2 separate regions of the Homo sapiens genome follow, and region 1 is linked to region 2. Evidence: read pairs that join two places in POLR2A ChIA-PET (ENCODE). Cell type or tissue: B cell. All regions are shown on one strand. Links, peaks and the distances in the headings refer to the core of each region. The heading gives the core; the rest is flanking DNA. Region 1 overlaps LOC124901681 (a long non-coding RNA gene). Region 2 overlaps GSAP (gamma-secretase activating protein).

Region 1 (2,831 bases), core at 166-2,665, 120 kb after region 2:
ATGTAAAATGCAGCTTCTGTAGAAAACAGTTTGGTTCTCCACAGAAAACCATGATCATAGGAACACTATTCACAACTCCTCAAAAGTGAACACTGCCCAAAAGTCCATCAATGGATGAAAGAATAAACAAAATGTAGTATATACTTATAATGCAATATTATTCAGCTTTAAAAAGGCAGAAAATCCTTTCATACGCTATAACATGGATGAACCTTCAAGACATTACACTAAATGAAATTAGCCAGTCACAAAAAGACAAATAAATGTGAGCCCACCTGTATGAGGTATCTAAAATAGTTATATTCATAGAAACAAAGTAGAATGGTAGTTACTGGGAGCTAGAAGGACAGGGAAATCAAGGAACATTGTTTAATGAGTATACATATTCAGTTTTGCAAGATGAAAAGTTTCTGGAGATCTGTTGCACAACAATGCAAATATATTTAACACTAATGAACACTTAAAAATGGTTAAGATAGTAAATTTTGTTATGTGATTTTACCAGAATTTTTTTAAAGGCAAGATACTACTCAGCATAAAGTTATACATGCACTGGAACAATAAAAATTCTAAATACAAGATAATGGTTATTTCTGGGGAGAGAAAGGAAGGACTCTATAGGCATCTCAACTCTATCCATACTGTTTTCTTACTGAAAATCTGAGGCAAATATGAAAATATTAAGATTTGAAACAAAACATTATGCAAGTGAAAGAAGCCAGACACAAGAGGCCACATACTATTATATATGATTCCATTTTTATATGAAATATACAGAATAGGTAAATCCATATAGACAGAATGCAGATTGGTGATTGCCAGGATGTTAGGGGAGGAAGGAGTAGGGAGTAACTGTTTAATGGGAATAGGGCTTTCTTTTGGGGACACGAAAATGTCTTAGAACTAGATAGATGTGGTAGTTGCACAATATTGTGAATGTACTAAATGCCACTGAATTGTTAACTTTAAAATGATTAATTACATATTATATAAATTTCACTTCAATTAAAACAAACTAAGGAAAGGGAGAATTTCAAGAAGGAATGGTATTCACTGAAAAGGGTCAAATGCTGCACAAGGGTTAAGAAGGATGTACACTAAGAGGTCATGAGATTTGGCAAGTAGGAAGTCCTTTAGGAGATATGTGCCAGTAGTCAGACTGTTGTGGGTTGCATGAGATGGGCAGTAGTTTGTGGGAGTCTTGAGCATTTTGTAGGATAAGGAGAGTCACTGAAGGGGAAAAGACTGACAATAAAGGAGAGGAGATATTTGTACAGCAAGAGTAGGAAGAGACATAAAAGGGTAGAGAGGGTCAACAGAATCCTAATAGTGGAGAGAAATGAGTAAGTTATAGGGGTAAATTTGTGATTTCCCAATTTCACTTGGAAAGGAGAAACTGAGTTAAAACTTGATAACTCCATTTTTCTAAGAATGAAGAAGCAGGGTGTAGGGCTTGAAGCGAGTGATAAAGCCATGGGAGCTGACCAAAAATGGACAAAAGGGCTGTCTGAGCAGCTTTGAGGGCTTTAGTAGAAATCATAAATATCTCCCTCGCACACACAAACCCACAATTAAAAAGTTCAACTGTTAAAGGTATTGCATGATTAATAGTATGTCTCACAAATTGCTCATTAGAAATAAAACCACTGCCTAGACTCATCTGTATGACACATGATACTGGATTTGTGAAATATTATGAATATACTTAAAAATAGTATTCATGTAACACAACAGAAAGATCACTCAGTGAGAACTACAGAAAGATAGCAAATTGAAATCTACTGAAGAAATATTAAATACCAAACATTCAGCTAGAAAAAGAAATGAAATATCTCTAGGAGACAACTTACTACTGAAGAAAGATATAAATAAATATTTCACCAGAATTTTGAAATAATGGAACTATTTAAAAATTGACAAGGAAAGGGCAGTTGATGATTGCCTTGATAAATTACATAGTTAATTTCTTTGAAAAAAAAAAAAAAAAGGATATGCCCTAAAGTTTAAAATAAACTATTTTAAAAGTATACTTTTAAAAAGTAACTGGTAGAGCATATTAAATGGAAATTAAAAACAATTTTAAAACCATAAAATGCTTGCTAATTGAAAACTAAGACTAATCGTAACTAGCTATTAACAGTAAATACCTTTTAACAAATTTTCAACTACTGAGCCAGGTGCAGTGGCTCATGCCTGTCATCTCAGCACTTTGGGAGGCCAAGGCAGGCAGATTGCTTGAGCTCAGGAGTTTGAAGCCAGCCTAGGCAACGTGGCGAAACTCTCTACAAAAAATACAAAAATTAGCTGGGTGTGGTGGCGTGTGCCTGTGGTCTTGGATACTCGGGAGGCTGAGGTGGGTGGATCACTTGAGTCCCAGAGGTCAAGGCTGCAGTGAGCCATGACTGTGTCACTGCATTCCAACCTGGGTGACAGAGTGAGAGACCCTGTCTTAAAACAAAACAAAAACCAAAGTTTCAACTACTGAATGAACTTGAATATAACTAAAAAATCGGCAGGCGCCTGTAGTCCCAGCTACTCGGGAGGCTGAGGCAGGAGAATGGCGTGAACCCGGGAGGCAGAGCTTGCAGTGAGCCGAGATCATGCCACTGCACTCCAGCCTGGGTGACAGAGTGAGACTCCATCTCAAAATAAATAAATAAATAAAAGAAATGTGATATTCACTGACAAGGTAAGGTAACCATCAAATGATGACATATAATATGCACATTAGGTGCCTTCTAGAATTCTATGGGCATTAGAAGATTTTTGCATAATATTACAGCAATTCTTGGAAATGAAATTTCCCTCTATAGATTTTAGTTTAGACTTGT
Region 2 (2,831 bases), core at 285-2,784:
TGTCACCCAGACTGGAGTGCAGTGGCACCATCTCAGCTCACTGCAACCTCCTCCTCCTGGGTTCAAGCGATTCTCCTGCCTCAGCCTCCTGAGTAGCTGGAACTACAGGTGTGCGCCACAACACCCAGCTCATTTTTGTATTTTTTGGTACAAACGGGGTTTTGCCATGTTGGCAAGGCTGGTCTCGATCTCATGACCTCAAGTGATCTGCCCGTTGCAGCCTTCCAAAGTGCTAGAATTACAATTGTGAGCCACCATGCCCAGCCTAATACTACTAAATTTCAATCACTTTATTCAGTCTCACACACACAAAGTCATATGTTAAGATTAAATGCCAACAAGTTTATTCATTACCCTTCAATAAGATACAGTATAGAATTCTGTAAAAAGAGAATATAAATGATTAAAAACAGTAAATTTTACATCTTACCACAATAAAAAAGAATATAGACATACCTTATAGGTATAAATAATATTTCCATTTCTTTCAACATTTAATACATGTAAGCTCTCATAATCGTTTTCTAAAACATCTGAAATGATAATAGGAGGTTAATACTCAGCAGAAGATGGTTAAAAACATATCTAACCAATATATTAGTGAAGGAAGCCAAATATAAATATATACTAATAATTCTATTATATAAAACTTAAAAACAGGCAAAACGAATCTCTTTTATTAGAAGTACAAACAGTAGTAACCTTTAAGGAAGGAGAAAGCCATAGTCATTGAGAGGTATCTCAAGTGAGCCTTGTTACGTGTTGGTAATGTTAAATGTTTTGGGTATACTGATATACTCTGCAATAACTCACTGAACTGTATACACTCTTTTCTGTGTGAATGTTATACAATAAATTTCAAGTATCTATTAGTTTTTGCTTTATGCATTTTGAGGATATATCATTAAGGGCATACGAATTTGGAATTGTTATAGCCTCCTGTAGATTAACCACTGTTAGGCTCTAAGCTGAGCTGCCAGGTGTCTGAGTACTCAATTAAAACAAGATTAAAAAGTTAATATTAACTTTTTAACAGTCAAGCTTTTAATCACTTACTGTGATGCTATAAAGCAAGAGGCTAAACAAGAGAAAGTGCTAATGTCCCTGGTCTATTTTCTCCCCATGGAATGGTGCCATTAGCCAAGGGTCAGGTGAATCAGCACAGATATGGAGCTCTCTTCACTATCGAGGGACCCTCCCAAAAAGGTTCCTGCAGGATCACGGATACAGGAGCCGAGGGTAGGGAGAGGGAGAAGAGCTAGGAGTGGAAAAGTATTTCACTGGAGTAGAGAAAAAACAGTCTTCGAAGCTCCCCTCTCCCCGCTGCTAAGGCGGTTTTGGTGGTTTAGAGGCACCTGAGAAAGGTCTCTGCTAAAGGCCTCTGATAAAGAGGCCTCTAAATGAAGAACCCGGGCTAGGGATGCAGCTATCTGTAAGAGTATGGCTGGCCAGCGGGGCCTGAATCACAGGCACAACTCATTTCAGGGACTACAGGGCATTGACCACACACCAAGTCGGATTTGGGGAGGGCAGCTTTCTCCCATAAGGCCTGTCAGATAAAGTCTTTGTAACTGCACATAGTTGGGTCTGAAAAATTACACATAAGTTTTTAATATAGGAGCTGGATTAGCAACCCTTTATTCATTATACAATGTCCTTTATTTCTAATAATTATTTTTACTTTAAGGTCTACTTTGTCTGATATTAGTATAACTACATCAGCTTGGTTAGTGCTTGCATAACTTTCTGTTATTAATCTTCCTGTGTCCTTATATTGAAGATATGTTTTATAAGCAGTATCCACTTGAGATTTTTTCCTCCAATCTGACATTCTTAATCTTTTAATTGGGATATGTAGTCCATTTTTACATTCAATGTAATTACTAACATATTGGGTTGATATTTATCATATTACTATTTGTTTTCTACGTGTCTCACCTGTTTTACTACTCTTCTAAGTTTATTATTTCATTCTATTACCTATTGTCAGTTATATGTTTTTGCTATTCTTTTATTAGTTATACTAAAAGTTGTAACAGGCATCCTTGACTTATTATGTTTTAGTATTATGTGATGCAAAAAAAATCTGAAGCAACTGAAACTCTCATACATTGTTAATGGGAGTATAAATTGGAAAACTGGCAATATCTAGTGAAGCTGAACACATGACTCAGCAACTGCACTTGTACATATATCTTCAAAAGAAATATATACATATATTTAGCAAGGGACACATAAGAATGTCTATAGTACTGTGGTACATTATTGCCCAAACCAGAAACCCAAACTATCCATTAAGTGAAGAATGAATAAATTGTGTTATATCCAAACAGTGGAATAGTACAAAACAATGAATTAATATTCTGCAATAACACATGTGAAACTGAGCAAAAGAACCTTCCCCACCACCAAAAGAAGGTACAAATTGTATGTTTCAATTCATACACAAGTTTTCAATAATGGGCACAACTAATGTACAGTGTTAGATAAGTGACTGTTAGAAAGGAGCATGAAGGACTTCTGAGGTTCCATTAATGTTTTCCTTCCTGTTCTGAGTCTTAGTTGCATAAGTGTGTTTCACTTGGTGAAAATTAACTAAGCTGTGAACTTATAACTTGTGTCCTTGTCTATATGAAAGCCCTATTTTGCTGAAGGATATACAGACTCTTTACACAAAACATTTAACCTATAAGTTAACTGACCATCTTTCTTCTAAAATTTTAGGATATTTCTCCTAATTCTACAGTTAAAGGATTTAAACACTGGTAGATTCACCATTGTAATTATCACTAATTGGGCAGAAGTGTGTACTTTCCCAATTTCCTCAAAAG

What was found. Peaks named below come from ENCODE experiments on the same cell type or tissue, not always from the same donor. Only the 100,000 strongest peaks of a DNase experiment are listed, where the experiment ranks them.
Region 1: POLR2A ChIA-PET joins it to region 2 with 6 read pairs; 21 of 35 experiments call an interaction of 5 or more read pairs at or near these places.

What each region holds. Positions count from the first base shown.
Region 1 is chr7:77,523,784-77,526,614 of GRCh38, forward strand. All of the region lies in intron 2 of LOC124901681 (a long non-coding RNA gene), which reads right to left. Among named protein-coding and RNA genes, the nearest start is that of PTPN12, 12 kb to the right of the region's middle. RefSeq lists enhancers at 1,791-2,292, 2,293-2,792. In B cell, for the core only: no CTCF peak of the experiment used is centred there; no DNase peak of the experiment used is centred there.
Region 2 is chr7:77,405,573-77,408,403 of GRCh38, forward strand. It overlaps GSAP (gamma-secretase activating protein), which reads right to left. Exons shown (of 31, transcript NM_017439.4): 2 at 457-533. Among named protein-coding and RNA genes, the nearest start is that of GSAP, 9.4 kb to the right of the region's middle. In B cell, for the core only: no CTCF peak of the experiment used is centred there; no DNase peak of the experiment used is centred there; H3K27ac peaks cover 923 bases.